2 separate regions of the Mus musculus genome follow, and region 2 is linked to region 1. A link is a loop called in an ENCODE intact Hi-C map of the cell type or tissue named here. Cell type or tissue: left cerebral cortex. All regions are shown on one strand.

Region 1 (8,000 bases):
ACACTTGGCAAGTCAACACTAGCTATACTCTTGGAGCCCCAGACACTGGAGAAGGACCATCTGTGACCATCTGGCTCCTGACCTAAAGCTGGTGCTCCAGTAACAATGACTTAGCATTTCTAGTCCCACCTCAGATCTCAGCCACTGATGTTCTCAAGGCTCCCCAAACCCACCTTGCCTCTTTGTTTAGGCTTAAACAAGACCCATCACCCTTCCCTGTGCAGCTAACATGCTTTCTACTAGAGGCCCCTAGAATGTCCTCTCCCTCTCCCTCACATGCTGATGACAGTTCCTGGGTTTGTGGTTCGAGGGGGACACGGGGTGAATGGATTGTCCTTTGAGATAGGAGGTCTATCAGAAGAGTTACTGACACCACAGGTGGACAGATGGACAACAGAATGGCAGGGGCTTTGGAGGAGAGACCTCTGGCCCCTGAGCCAGAGTTAACTAGGTAGGTCTCTTCTTAAGGGTCCCAGAGGAAGAAGGAAGTTTCATGCTCTGTGAATAGTTCACAGCATGTGCCCTGCCTGTAATCTGAGGGAAGGAACATAAAACTCCAAAGAGGTGGGGGAAGTGGGGAAGTGCACACATCTAGCTGAATGGTGCCCTTTTTACAGTAACCCTTTCATGGCCCAGATTCTGATGTCCTTAGAGAAATGAGACTATTACTTGCCATTCTCCTGGGATCTGTGCACCTGGGGAGTATGTTGAAGGGTCACATATTCACTGAGAGGCTCTCATCAAGGGCTTGTCATTTTCTTCACAGCAGCTGTGAGAAGGAGGCTGTTGCCGGTAGGTGTGGCCTGATCAGCCCCTAGCTTGCATCTAACAGGTGCAGCTTCCAGACTCTTTATGCCAGCACTCATCTAAGTCTACTTAGCCAAAGGTATCTGCCTGGATGGGCGTTTGTCTAAGTCAGCATCCAGGTTTGTATATTAGCTATGACATAGGCACCAATAGTGTCTCGCCCAGGAACAGAGTAGGTATGATGTGGGGGTTCTTCAGGATGCTCAGGGGATTCGGGTGTGAAGCATAAATGATGCGGTGATGCTGAGATGCCGGGCACAGGGTGAGAGGTACACTTCAGCCTGCATGTGCACAGTGGGGCCTCTAGTGCGCAGGCCTTCCTGTACAAAGTCCAAGGTGCAATCGTTCCATACATCAACATCCCTGAGCCTCCCAGTGATTGAACAAGCCTAAGCTCTGCTCCCAGGCTCCAGTCCCAATGGGTGCATGAAACCCCTCTTAAAAACCAATTTAAAAACTCTGAGTCATGAGAGTGTGCTCTTCCCCTTCCAGAGCATCATTCACCACCATCATCTTACAGTCTCCTGGAAACCTTGTCCTCTTCTTCAGGAAGGGGGCTTGGGAGTACAGCCCATTTGAGGCTGACTTGTGAATCAAATCCCATCTTGAGATCCTAACTCCTAACCTTCAAGGTAGGGTATGGAAGGTTCCTGGGCACGTAGGATCCGCTGGGATAAGAGCTCCATCAAACCTCAGGCTCTCCTTCTCCCAGTGCTTCCTTCTCTGTCAGACAAGAGCCAGAATGATCCCACCAACTCAGTACTGAGGATGCCGACAGATAGATTTCCTCCAGCTGAGCTCAAGCTCGGCTTCCTTCAGGGATTTCTCTCTGAAGGTCCACTCCTACCCCACATCCAGGCCCTGGAATGTCCCCAAGCCACACAGTGCCTGTTTGCAGGTCTGTCTTCTGTCTCCACAGCAGCCTCTGAGCCTTTTTACAACAAGGACAGGGTCTCATTCATCTCGGGGCTGCTGCTTGGCACAGTGCCCAGCACATCTTAGCAATTTCAGAAGCTCTCCTGGACGTCTGAATGAATGAATGCATGAATGACTAGCCTAGGACACGAACCAAGTCTGTACACAGTTATTTTGAAACTGGTAATATATGGGAGAAAGACTTGGTGAATGCTGGGGTAGGGGTGGGGAACTGGCCTCAGGCCTTATCCCTTCTACCTGGCTAGTCCTTGGGTTAATTTCCAACAGGTGGAGTGGCTGTGCAGAGCAGAAAAAGTGAGCCTTGGCCTGTGATGGGTCCTATAGCAATCAGCCCTGCCCAGGCCCTCATTCCTATCTGTGCCCATAGAGGAGGCCACCTTGTCTGTGAAAGCCAATATGTTTTGCTACTGTCCCTGCTGGGAGAAGAGAGATCCTGACCTCTACTTGCCTGCCTGTATACTGCTCCTTTGCTGAAGCCCCTAGGGGATCCTCCTGCAGTACCTTGGAAATGATTCCGCGGAGAGTTGCCATCCCTGACTTTTTCTGCAAACTGTAAAAGCTTGAGCCGGTCCTTGCTCTCCATACCCCTTGTTCATCTGCTCTGTGGCCAGTAGCCAAGTATGCATACTAATATTAACAGTCCTAATGGGCCCTAGCTTGGTCGTCTCGCTTACAAAGCACTTTTAGACCCATCATCAGAGCTGATCTCAAACCAGTGTGGAGGGCATAGCAGGGCTGTAGCTAGTGCATCACCATCTTAGTATGGGGAGAAACTAAGGATCTGGGAGAGGAAAGGATCGGTCAGCTCCAGGTAGCATAGATGTGAGCCTGAGGAGAGCATGGGCCAGAGGCCGGGTGTCCTGACAGACCATCCAGCACTCACACCCTGCCTTGTTCCCACCCTCTCCTGTGCCCTTGGTGTTCTGGCCAGTAGCATCACCTCTCAGGTGATCTATTCTCTGTCAGTAGAAGAGAGTGTAACAAGGAGAAGCAGGCTTCTGCTATCTACGACAAGAGCTGAAAGGACCTGCCAAGACATTTTCTGCGTGACTTTGGGCTAGACATCTTCCTCTGTGAGCCTCAAAGTCCACAATGGCAGTCGAGAGCCTGCCCTCTGTGCAGCAGGCTGCTGAAAGCTAAGGTGTTGCCCTGGGGACCTGACTGAGATTGGCAGCAGCTTGTCTCTGGAGTGACCATCTCAGGGATGGAGAGTGGAAGGGACAACCCAGAAGTGTGGCCTGTGGAACTCCCGGAGGACTCCCGAGGCCTCTTGGGGATGGGACGGAATGGCTATACTATGGCTTCCCCTGACAAATGACTTAAACACTTTATCAGTGTGTGCTAAAATGGTCCAGCCAGATGGCAACTATTTTCATTTCAAAGCAGAGAAACTTGGAGCTCAGCGAGGTGACCTGACTTGTTCAGTCACACAGCAAACAGAGGCAGATTCCAGGTCTGGGCCATCTCTCAGTCGCAATCAATTAATGATCTAGGCAGAGTGGGCAGGATGCATGTGGAAACCCTAAACCCCTCCTTTCCTCAGGCTCTGCCCACCCCTCGCTCTTCTCACCTCCTCCCCAGAGAGTCTTAGCACCAGGCTGGGTCCCCTTTACTGTAACCAGCTCACCCTGTCATCTCAGCCCAGGCAGAGATTTATGGATCTCACTTCAAGGATTTTCCTTTAATAATAACATTTATAATCATTTTAGAAATTAAGAGCTGAGGATGCAAAGCATTTTAATTAAAATAATCCGTGGCTGATAATTATAGGACTCTCTTAGCTGGAACCATCTTCTCTCAATCTGTCACCGTCCCCGAGGAAGCCAGGAGTTTAACTGTGAGCAAATGAGCAAGCCTTGGCCCCCGTGGGTGGAACAGGCTGTGGGGAAGGCGGCTCTGGGTTCACCCCAGAGGCTGTTTTCAGGGTGAGCACAGTTCATAAAGACTTGGGGCTGGATTCCCAGGAGCCTTGCAGGGTAAAGTGTCTTCTTCAAAAGAAGCAGTATCCTTCTCCTCCTCACCTGTTCCCATGTCAACCCCCTCCCCATGGCCACACATGGTCCTTTACCACTTATCACACAGGCCCAGCTATGAAGACCAAGACACACAGGAACTCATCTCTGCCAACAGCGCCAGTTGCCTGCCTCTGCCCCACCCCCACTCCTCCCAGGAACTGTCCTGCCCTCTGTAGTCAGGAGAGGGCAGTGAAGGCCACCAGATATGGACACAGCTCCTGAAGCACAGACTTCATAATGGAACTTAGAGATAGCAGAAGAATCCTCCTTCCACCAGCCAGCAGCTCAGCCCTGGCCTCACCACGGGCGGCTCCCATGTCAATTCCCCTAGAAACTCACATATCAGCAGAGTCAAAACACGCAAGCCAACCATAGCAGGAAGCAATTACACACAGGATGTAGCTGCAGAAGTCAGAGTCCCCAGAGACTGATCAGGGAAGGAGGCTTTACAGAGAGGTGATGCCCGACAGGGTGGTGATGGATGAATAGGAGCCCAGTGGCTCAATGACAGTTATAACTGCTCAATTTGTTAACTGTTTACCAGGTGCCAGGTGCCGAGCAGCTCTGGTCTGTGGTCTAGAGCAACACAATTAGCCTGAGACCAATCTTATAATCAGCATCCTTTTCTAGATAGACAGGTTTGCCTCGTGTGCTTGAGTGACACAGTTAAGTAGAACTACTCCACGAAGGGAGACTCATCAATGCAAAACCTAGCCATTCATCAGAGGGCTTGTGGATCCCAGGGAGGCTTCTGAACAGAGCTGCTCTCTGCAGAGCGGAGAGATATAAACTGGACAGAAGGTGTGGATAAGAAAGGAGGAAGATTGCCAAAAGACAGCATCTCACCTGACCTGTTTGGAAACTCCTGATCAGAGTGGCTGCATTCTCTGGCCTCACCTCCATCCCCTATCCGTAACTGTAGGGCGAGGCTCCCTCTGGGTGCCCTTGCAGCTTAGAGGGCCTGCAGGACCCTGGGCCTCCTGAAGTGTCTCTAGCATGGTATCCACTCCCTATGCTTAGCAATAGGAGGAGCCCAGGGAAGATGATCATATCAGGGCTCCAGCATAAACCCACTTACAGAACAGTGATGGGAAGGGGTCAGCCTGGACATGACCTTGAGCTTTCTGAAGCCTCTACTTCCTCCTGAAGAGAATAAGGGATGGGTGGGTCACCAGAGGAAGTATGGGATATCTCCAGCAGGTGATAGTGACTTGGCTCCCTGTGGGGACCTGGTTCTCTAAAGGCTTGCCTACTTCAGCCTAGGTGCATCCCTCCCCACTCCCACTGGAGGCCTGAAGAGGATTACCCAGACTCACTCATGGGTAAAATTGGTTCTTGGCCAGAGGAGATGCTGAGGGGTTGGGGTGGGGTATGGAGTGGGCTTTGTAATGAGCATTGTGGGGGTGACCAGGAATGGCACACTGGCAGTAGAGTTGGGGCTGGCCACATACCAGGCCCATTCTCCCACACCAGTAATGGCGTGTTAGGTGCCATACCCAGTCCCCTGCCCACACCACCAGCTTGCTCACACCTACTCCATTCCCTGCAGAGGACAGGCATAGTCTAGAACACACATAAGGAGCTTGGCCACTCAGACCCAGGACTTCTGAAGAATAGCTGGGCCCAAGCCCCAGTGCTGTGATCTGTGGAGAGCCTGCTGTTTTTACAAGGCTTGAGCAACTGAGAAGTATGGATTAGTGAAAGGTGAAAGGAGAGGGACTATTCAACTAATCTGTGAATCCTTGGATCATAACTACAACCTTTCTCTGGAAAAGGAACTTCCCGCCCCTCTCCTCTTCTCTCCCCCGACCTCATTGGAGAAGCTGGAGGCCAAAGTGATGTTAGTAATAAGAGTTCTGCCGAAGCTAAAATTCATGGAATGACTATCTCTCATTTGCAGTCTTCCTAAGGAAGTGGCCTCCAAAAGCTGGGGGTTTGCAGCGACAAGTCAAAGAAGCTGGGAAATGTTAGGCAACATAAAATGAAGACAAAGTGTGTGTATAAAAGAAAGCCAGAAAATGGCAGTTGAGGGAGTCTGGGTGATGGTTGTCTTGGGTAGGGAAGGCAGAGAGGTGCAATGAGCAGAAGGAAGCCCTGCAGGTAAGTAACCTTCATTGCATGGGTTCTGCTGTTGTGGTAACAGGGAGGTTTGAAGGTACCAATTAAATCATGAACACGCATGAATGAGGAAGAGAAAAACAGGACCAAACATGGACCAATGGGAAGACTCACCAAGACCACAGTGATCCAAATGTGCATTTGAGTTTCCCATAATTGGGAGAAGATGTCAAAAGAAACATCCTGAGATTGAACTACACCATGCCAACTCCCCAGCCTCTTGAATATGCTGAGACTTCTTGGGTTTCAAGCATGGTTTTGAAGGGCAGCTTATACAGAAAGTTTCCTCTGAACATGTAAGACCTAGTCTACCATCTTCATGGCCATCACAAGGGATAGAATGTGCCAATAAAGTCTCCTGCCCTTGGATGGGCTCCCCTGGCTAGATGGCCATGGGGAATGCTGGAACAAGTAGTTGGTTCTATAGAGACACAGAAGACAGAGGAATACCTGTGACTAAAGCCCAGTATACATGTCTTCTTCTCCCTGCCTGCCACACCTGTGCACAGCTTCACCATAATGCCATCTCTGACTGCTGGCAGATGCTATGTTCTGGGGGTGCCTCAGGAGTCAGGGGTCTCTGACTTTGCAGGTGTGCTTCCAGGAAGACAGGTGGCAGGGAAACTCACTCTGTCACTTATGGCTTCAGAGCCCCAACTGATCTCTTATCACTTCCTCTCCTGCCCCGAACTCCTGTCAGCAAGAAAACTAGCCTACAGGTCCTTTATGCTAATCTTGCACTAAAGAACACTCTTGATTATAGAGGCACCTCCTTGCCTTGTCAGACGGTAGAAGAAGATTCTGGTGGTCTCTGCCTGCCATGCTGGCCAGACTGTCCAATGAGGGGATAAAGAAAAGGAGCCAGGCTATGTTGGCAGGATTGGTGGCTACAGAAGGATGTGTGTGACCTGAAAAAAGGGTTGCAGAAAGGACTAGGATAAGCCAGGCAGTGGTGGCGCACGCCTTTAATCCCAGCACTTGGGAGGCAGAGACAGGCGGATTTCTGAGTTCGAGGCCAGCCTGGTCTACAAAGTGAGTTTCAGGACAGCCAAGGCTACACAGAGAAACCCTGTCTTGAAAAACCAAAAAAAAAAAAAAAAAAAGGGACTAGGTGAGACAGTGGTCCTGTCCACCCTTGCTGAGAGACCATGTTTAGGCTAATTACCTTCTCTGAGCTCAAGATTCTCTTTTACAATAGGGTTTCTTCCTCTTTCTCCCGCCTCCATGAGCTGCAGGCTAGGAGTGTATCCTGGTTCCTTCTACTGTGCAGTAGAGAGATCGATGTCTGCTACAGAAGGATGCCCCAGGGACTGAGTAGGTTCACCCCAGATTTCCTGTCCTTTCCTTACTTACTGAGGGCACAGTATGTGCTAGACCCTAGAGCATCAGTGATCAGTCAATGTCCCTATCTTCTTATTTAAGTGGTTCTCCATCCCAGGGATGCCTCAGGATCCCCTAGAGGGAGGTAGTAAATGTGTGCGTGCCCAAACCCAACTCTGGGCCAACCAAATCTGTATCTGTCCTTTTTAAAGTCTCCCAGGCGGTTCAAATATACAATCAGGGGAGACAAGAAAACAAGCAATTACAGTGTATTCTTGCCATTTGCTCTGCCTGAGAAAGTACACAAAGAACCTTGGAAGGCTGCCTAAGTCAGATTGTGGTAGCAGTGGTGAGAGGGGAGGGCCAGTGAGAACGTTCTGGAAGAAGTGACAGGTGACCCAGGGTGGCATGCATGATCGTGTGGTAGAAGAATGGAGGCTGTTCTGTTGGGTTGGTCAAGAGGAGGGGTGATGTGAAGGGAGGCTGGAGAGGGAGGAGGGCTCCAAATCACAGAGGGCTTGTTTGCCTTATTAGGGAATTGGTCGGACCCTAAAGTAACAGTCTTACATCAAAGCCCAGGAATGACAGGTCAGGTTTCTTTAGACTACTGGGGGAACGCAGGCTGCTCATCTAGCTAGCAAAGGCCCCCTGACAAGGGAGGGTCAGGACCACCCTGGTGTGAGCAGGATGGACTCTGCCCTGGGCTGCTAGGGGCTTCCAGTTTAATCTAATCTCTGTGGAGCATTAGCAAGGGGCTCCCTAGGCCAGCCGCGTTCCTGCTACTAATCGGCGACTGAGGTGGAA
Region 2 (8,000 bases), 130 kb after region 1:
AGAGCTCCGGGGTACTGGTTAGTTCATAATGTTGTTCCACCTATAGGGTTGCAGATCCCTTTAGCTCCTTGGCTACTTTCTCTAGCGTCTGTCATCTTCTTGACTGTCAAGTAAATGCCTGTGGGTCTTGAGGTCCATCACTAGCTCTCTGTGTGCCGTGGGTTTTTTTTTCCTATAAAAAGGGAAGAAAGAAGGCTGGGACTCAAGTCCTGCGGTGGAGCACTAGTATAGCTTATCTAGAGTCTTAAGCTGATCACATGACACGATGTTTGCTGGGGGGTTAGGGGTGGGGTTCATCTACTAGTGATGACCAGATAGGGAAGGGAACTGAGCAGGGAGAGGCAAAATTCTCAGAGCACAGGAGGGATTTGGGGCTTAAAACAAAGTCACCAGATGAATGATGAGACTCACTCGCGCCCAGTGTTCTGGTTTCCCTCGATTGCTCATGTAAGGCTGCTGCTCCGACATCATTATTCTGAGCATTCCTCTTCCTCTCAGGGACACCCCAGTGTGGATGGTGAGTTACAGATGCTGTTAGGAGCTAAATTGTGAACTCTTAAAATTGACACATTGAAGTTTTGCCTCTAAGTAACAGAATGCAGCTGTATTTGGAGACAAGGCGTTTGAACAGGTGATTAAATTGAAATGGGGCCGCTGGCGTGGGGCTCACATCCAAAGGACTATTGTCCTTATTAAAAGAAAAGAAACCAAGGATTCATGAGTACCGAGAAGTGGCCATATGACCACACAGAAGACATCCATCTGCCCTCCAAAGACGCAACCCTGCCAACACCTTCATATTGGACTTCCAGCCTTCAGCAAGAGAAGAAGTAAATGTGTTAATTCGCCCAGCCGGTGACATTTTATTACAGAAATTGGAGGGAACTAGGCAGAACTTGCCTTACAGAACGGGAAACAGGTCTCTCTGCCTTTAGCTGCTGATGTCTTCAGGAACAGAGATTAGTGATGACTGTGGAATTGTAGCTAGGATCCCATCAGGCAGTGGGAGGTGAGGAGCCTGCAGACCAGAGGCAGGATGATGGTGATGATAACCCTATGTACAAGTAACCTTGGGGTAGACTCCACAACGAATGCACAGAGTTGTGAGTCAGTGCTGTGGTGGGATGAGGGGACAACAGGCTGAGTTGCTGTGGACAACACAGGGGTACAGGAAACAGTGACCCCTTGTTCCTGGACATCTTGTACTGGATCCTTTGCTCCAATGACTTCTCTAAGCTGAAAGTTCTGTGTATGCTTAGAACCCTCCTGGCCATTAAGTACAACCAGGGATAAACAGAGGCTGGCTGTCTGTGGAGCTCAATGGGATGCAATGGTCAGGTGGCTACTTATCTGACCTCTGGATCTCACATTTGGTTTGGTGCTGTTGGTTTCTAACCCAGTCAGGAAACATCTTGTCTCTGAGGCACCACTGGAAATGGAAACAGTATAGGGGCGAGGCAAGCACCCACCAGAATGCATGCAGATTCCCAAGCCCAGCGGCCAGCACCTCAGAGGCACTCCTGATGCTAGTGCTCAGTGCCACTGCCTCCCTGAGGGTTTGGAGGCTCTCAAACGTCTACCATCTGGGTGTTTGTCTTGCCCAGCCTATTCATTCCAATCCCGAGCACAGCACTCAATAAAAAGGATTTGTTCCTGCCTAGGGAGATGGCTCAGTGGCTCAAGTGTTGTGCAAACATGAGGACCTGAATTCAGATCCCCATGTAAAAATCTGGAAGTAGCCATGAATACCTATAACCTGGGCAGGGTGGAGGCAAGTGGATCCCTGCTGGTCTAGCTGAAACAGTTAAGTTCCAGGTTCAGTGAGAGACGCTGTCTCCCAAATTAAAAAACAAAACGAAACAAAGCTGGATAGCTAAACCAGCTTACACACACACACACACACACACACACACACACACACACAGAGAGAGAGAGAGAGAGAGAGAGAGAGAGAGAGAGAGAGAGAGAGAGGAGTAGTGGGTAGGGGGTAAGTACATCCTAAACATATACATACACCACACACTCACAAAATCAAAGTGGTTAATAAAATGGCAGAGTTAACATAGTGTGATGTTTGCAGTGATTACAAGAGTGAGGGCTAACTTAGGGAATCTGATGAGAAGCCCCAGGAGGTCCCAGGAAGCCCCCCCCCCCCCCCCCGCCTGTCTCCTCCTAGTGGTAGGCATTCTGAAAGCCAGGACACTCTCACAGGGGCTGGTCAGACAGGGAGGAAGCAGTACTGGCTCTGGATTGGGTCTTGATGAGCACCTGTGCAAGGTGCTGGAGCAGAGCCCCACTCCCTCCCCTCCCCCTACTCCTTCTTCTCTCTCCCAAGCATCACAAAGGAGCTGGCAAAGGAGATGGTCCCAGCCATTGACAAAACTCCATCCAGAAAGACACTCAGAAAGGAAAAACAGGAAGAAGACTGCCATGCATGCCAGCCCTCTCTCTGTTCCTCCCTACATCCCTTCCTCCAGCCTAGGCCCCATTTGACCTCTGCCATCTAGGTCCCCAGGGCATGGCTCACAGGAACTCCAAGACCAATACTTCTTGGTGAGACCACAGGTAGCTTATCACATGGCCTGGAAGATCATCCTCTCTCCTGACATCCTAGTTGTCAGGCTAGGGACAACTGGATAAGTACATTTTACTCCAGTTATCTTCTTCCTTGAACTCCAGAATGCAGCTGACAAAAGTAAGGTGTCCCTGCACAGTAAAACTGAGACTCTTTTGGTATTGTACTTTCCAGATGGCTCACTCCTCTGAGTTGGACGAGAGGAGTATGTGGAACCCAGGAACCGACTGGGTCATCAGGCATGCTGACACGGCAAGTCTTCATTGTTAGTGACGAACGTATCACCTTGGGAGGTATGGAAAGAATAGGGCTGGAGTCCAGACCACCACTCTGTGAGGATGACAGGATCACGGGCTAGCAAGAGGTCAGCAAAGTGCTTACAGCACAAGCATGAGGGCCCTAGTTCACATCAACGTCAAACATGTAAGAATCAGGCATAGTGAAGTGTGTCTATAACCCACAGGGTGAAGAGGCAGAGATGTGCAGATCCTTGGAATTGGCTGGCTGGTCAGTCTAGCCCAAACAATGAGTTTCGAGTTCAGTGAGAGACAACGGCGACGATGATGATGATGGTGGTAGTGATGATGATGGAGGTGAAGATGATGTAGAGAGAGATTGAGGAAGACAGTTCACTTTGACCTCTAGCTTCCACAGGCTTGTGTATATCCCATAAACACACACACACACACAAAGATGGCAGTACCCTCAGGTGTCCCCAGAGTCTAGTTCACATGCTTAGCATCTACCCTTCCCTTCCAGAACAGAAGATCCATGGGAACAAGGGCTAATTCTCCCTTGACACCTGTGGCATTGGAGACATCCACAGTACTGTTATGGAAGTTGGGGTGCAAGGAGGGGAAACTGAGTTGGTTTCTTCAGAACTCCATGATGCCCAGCCTACCAGCACCCTACCCAACACCGTGTGCTACTTCCAGCCAGGGCTAGGAGGGTAGGGTGGGCCCTCACCTGAACTGGCTCTTGAGTCAGCTACAGAAGCTGTGGAGAAGGGCAGCCTGGGCAGCATCTTAGAGGAAGCAGCTTTGTCTCCTTCATCCAGCCATCCCTAAGTTCTGGATCCCCAGTGGGCTGGTGGTCAGGGCCAGAAGGATTCTGCTTGTGTTTAGTGGGTCCTGTACTCTATGCCTCAACATCACAGATTGGGGGTGGAGGAGAGAGAGCTGGTAGCTGGCTTGCCTCTCCTTGGGATGGTTAATAAGCCCTTAGGTGACATTAATTGCCACCAGGCATTAGGGACCTAATGAGAATCATCTTCTTTGACTACTACAGCATAGTCTTTCCCCAGGGCCTCCAATAGACTGTTAGCTCTCCCCACTGAACCTCTGAGCTATGAGGGAGGAGCAAGAACAGCTAGGCAGGTTCCAATATGAAACCTAAGCAGGGATAGTCAGCAGCTGGGGGGGGGGGGGGCAAGGAAGGTTCCTATCGTCATCATCCAAACCCATTTTCCCAAAAAGGACACTCACAGGATCAGGAAGGCTAGAAAAGACCCGAGTATGACAGATAAAGTGTAGACGGAGAGTCCCACCAGCCATTGCTCTGATCTGTCTAGCCCATACTCCATCTGGTATAACGGGTGACTCTCAAGTTCTATTCTCTCACTATGGGCTATGCCCATGGGACAAGAGACTGCCCCTCCAGAGTAGGACTGATAGAGATCAGACCTCTCAGGATTCCCTCGTGACATCCAATAATGCTGTCAGATCATTGCCATTGATCTCATGCCTGATTGACTATTGGCGGTTGACGGTCGGGTCTGATTTGGGTTGCGTTCTAATGGAAAAGGCGCGATGGTGGGAGTGAATGTCTGCCTCACACCCCCCTCTCTTCAGCTGATGACTGGGTGAGAGTACAGAGGGGCAGTTTCTCGCACCCACCCACCCACCTCCGCGCCCGGACACCTTTCAGAGGTTTGCAAAACAACCTGTAGGCAGAGGCAAGTCTCTCCTCGGCCTCCAGCGGCGCCCCTTGCCTCTTACCCGAGGAGCTCCAACCAGAGGAGCTGGGCGCGGCAGCTTGTCTGATTCCCACCGGGTGCCCTGCAGACCCAGGAGGACTCAGAGGCTGTGGGAGGCTGCCCCCTACCCGCGCCTCGGATAGAACCACCGAAAACATCTCCGGCACCCTGCGGGGAGCTGGCATTCCCTGAAAAGGGACCTCGGTCGGCTTCGGCTGTGGCGTCTGCTCAGGAGAACCGCAGTCGCAGCAGCCGACCGACCCCTCTCGGATCGCACCAACCTTAATCTCAGAGGGGGAAAAAAATTAAATGTAAAGCGGAGTAGAACTGAACGGCGAGGCCAGCCCTGGGCCGGCTCTCATTAAGGAGCCGCGCGCGCCCCCAGGCTGGGAATGCGGAATGGACACGTGGACAGACAGGGGAGCCGGGGGAGGGGGAAGTCTCCGTGGCGCGCGAGCCGTGGGCTGCGCGCTCCGGGGCCACGTGATCACGGGGAATCTGGGAGGGGAGGGAGGAAAAGGGAGCGAGCGCGCCAAGCTGGGCGCCCGCCCGCTACGGTCCTGGTGGGCGCTGGATGCCGGACCGAGGAGGAGGGCAGCGAGCATCAGTGTGTGTGTGTGTCTTTCTTCAACCATTTACCGAGGAGCGCCGTGGAGGTGGCAGCGACTGCTTCGGTCAACTGTGGCTCCCCCGCCTCTTTTTTTTTTCCTCTGGTCCTTGATTCTTCTTCTTCCCCAACCCCACGTCCAAGGAGAGCTGGACCCCTATCGGCATCTCTATCTTTTCTAGGCCGCCTAGGTACCCGCTGCTGCCTCTCCGGCCAGGGGCTGCGCAGGTGCGGTTGCCTTAGCCCACTGGCCGCGCTCCCGCTTCTTGCCACCCGTAGCTGGGACTGGAGCGGCGATCTACTCGCCCAGACTGACTCCGAAAGAGCGACAGCCTGTGCCCTGCCGCACCGAGGCAACGGGCGAGCGGGTGTCCAGGGGCAAGGCGGGGGTGATGGGTAGGACGAGGGATCGGAGACTGTGAACCTCGGAAAAGTTCAAGGTTTGTGTAGGTTCCCCCGGGAAAGCGAGGAGAGGTGTGAGGCGGGGCAAGGTACCCCTGTGCTGAGACAGCGACACCCTACCGGAGAGGAAAGAAAAGGGTAGCCGGTGCTGCCGAGGGCTGACCACCCCATCTCTCATCCTACAACGCTTACGGGCTGGATACTGGAGGAGACGCTCTGGGAAGAAACGGCTCGAGCTGGGGCGCCTTAGCTGGCGCTTCCGCTCCTTCGCTTCTCCTAGCTTCATCTCCATGGGGCAGCGAGTGCCTAGAGCTCCACCCTTGCTCCAGCCACCGAACCCCAGCCTGGCCAGGCGGCGCCGAGTTGGCCTGTGCTAGCGCAGACCCCGGTCGAGACTGGAGAGAGTGCTGGAGTCCAAGACCGAGCACTGCGAAGGGACAAACATCTGGTCCCCCACCTCAGACGTTTCGTCTGGGCGTCGCCTAGGGTGGTGGCGACCCGCGTCGCCTGTCTCATCCCTGCAAGGAAACTTTTCCTTCCCCGGATGGATTAAAGTTGCCTGGATTTTCTCTCTTTGCGAAAGAAATCATCCGTTTCCTCCCGACCTGGGATTTTCCCTACTGCTGCAGGGCGCTTGGGAGAGGAAGAAAGCCGCGCTGTGCATGTGGGGTTACCACCGAAACCGAGGCGATTCGAGTTCGCGTTGGGGTTCTGTACCTACGAGCGAGTACGGATCTGAGCGGCGCGGCGAGGCCAGGGGCTTCGGCACGCGGCCCTCGGCAGCCACCGGGACGTTGGTGGCCACCGGGCCCTGGGACCGCACGTGCGGCTCCCCCCTCTCCTCGCAGATCCTGCAGGGGGCACCAGCCCGGGGAGGTGGAGACTCCTCCCGCCCCGAGCTGCGCCCCCGCCGGCTCCGAGGGTGTAGCCGGTGGTGCCCGGGACGCCCCTCCCCTCAAAGTGTCCCCGAATTGCGCTTTCTGGCCCCCGAAGCCTCAACAGACACAGCTGGGCGCCAGTGAGTTGGAGGCGACCGAGCCCAGCCTGAGACCAATTCGCCGTGGATCTCTACACCCTCGGACCCCTCCTGCCCCCGCTTCGGCCATGGCCCCAGGGATGTCGGGCCGCCGCGGCGCCGCCCTACTCTGCCTCTCTGTGCTGCTCGCCCACGGTAAGTGTCGCGGCGCAGACTCGGGGTGAAGATGCGGCGGGCGCCCCTGGAGGGGGCGCAGAGAGAACCGAAGGAAGGAGCACCTCATCCCAGTGTTCCCCTGGACTCTCCGCCGTCGCTACCAGCACGGTTCCCGGCTGCAGCGGGAGTCCGCTGAGGGGACCGAGGTCGGTCCAGGGGAGATTGGGGCGGGGGGGGGGTAGATTCCTCGGTCTCAGAGTTAGAATTCAGGGAAAAACCCGAGACCCTGGGGGCGTGTCAGCTCACGGATATCTAGAGGGGTGCGAGAGATCAGCTAGGTCGAGTCTCGGGTACCCGGCCGCAGCTCCCCATGCAGCGCGAGGGGCTGGGGACCACTGGGACCGGCGAGATCGCGGCTTCCGGGCCCGGCGCGCAGGCGGGTGCGGGCCGTGCCGCCGGCTGTCTGGCTTCCTGCGGCGGGCCTAGGACAGGGACGCGCACGGTTGGGGCCCGGGAGGCTTGTGAGCAGCATCTCAATGGCCGGCCGGCTCGCAGAGCAAGTCGGGCGGGGGTCTGGGCAGCGGGCGCGGGCCGGGAGACTGGCGGCGCGCGAAGGCAGCGGGGCCGCGCTCCAGCGTTCTGCAATCTGTTGCGTCTGCTCCCCAGGCTCGCCCTGGGCTCTGGGCTCTGCCGGAAAGGGGTGACGGAGGGAGGAACCCGGGGATGGTGCGCCCCAGCAGTGAGATGGGGGATATGAAGGTTGGAGGCAGGGGGTAGTAGGACAACCTCCCCCACCCAGAGTGGGAACTCAAGATGAGCCAGGAGGGCGCTGCGGCGGGCTTCCGCAAGCTGGAGATGCTCCAGGAGGAGAGGGGCGCAAACCTAAACGAGAGAAAGGGAGCTGTGGAAGCAAGGGGGCAGGGGCGGCGGGGAAGCGGCCCTCTGCTGCGCCCAAGTGAAACCAGCTGACCCGGGACAATTCCCCAACCAGCAAAGGACTAGCTAGGGATATAAGACTCTGATGCCCCACTCCCGAGAGGGTGAGCCAAGGACAGAATTGGAGAAGGCCTTAGTGGAGCGAGCCATCTGGATGTTTGAGAGAACCGTCCGTTTGTAGTGGTCAGCTTTTGCCCGAATCTGTGCAGTCCCTGGCAGCCTGATTTGAGTGTGCTGTGAACCTCCCCACGGTCTCTTAATTCGTTTTTGCTCCGCAACGAACCCCCCTCCGCGCCCCTCGCCCCGAGTAGGGTGTATTTTCAAGGTTGAAAGAGTAAAGAGAAAGTGGTCTCAAGGAATCATAGGGCCCAAG

What was found. Hi-C counts contacts between places; a loop is a spot of excess contacts. Peaks named below come from ENCODE experiments on the same cell type or tissue, not always from the same donor. Only the 100,000 strongest peaks of a DNase experiment are listed, where the experiment ranks them.
Region 2: it touches region 1 in a loop (2.8-fold over the local background); 7 of 42 quality-filtered maps call a loop at or near these places.

The regions. Positions count from the first base shown.
Region 1 is chr11:82,251,829-82,259,828 of GRCm38, forward strand. No RefSeq gene overlaps it. Among named protein-coding and RNA genes, the nearest start is that of Ccl1, 76 kb to the left of the region's middle. In left cerebral cortex, a CTCF peak has its summit at 3,947 (motif pointing right); DNase peaks (open chromatin) are centred at 1,766, 3,923 and 5,299.
Region 2 is chr11:82,382,384-82,390,383 of GRCm38, forward strand. Tmem132e (transmembrane protein 132E) reads left to right here and starts at 6,517. Exons shown (of 9, transcript NM_001304439.1): 1 at 6,517-6,730. The coding sequence starts at 6,664. It overlaps Gm38577 (a long non-coding RNA gene), which reads right to left and starts at 5,057. Exons shown (of 3, transcript XR_880073.3): 1 at 4,573-5,057; 2 at 412-688; 3 at 50-172. In left cerebral cortex, CTCF peaks have their summits at 4,695, 5,715 and 6,437 (motif pointing right); DNase peaks (open chromatin) are centred at 4,976, 5,646, 6,408, 7,293 and 1 more place; H3K4me3 peaks cover 3,636 bases; H3K27ac peaks cover 861 bases.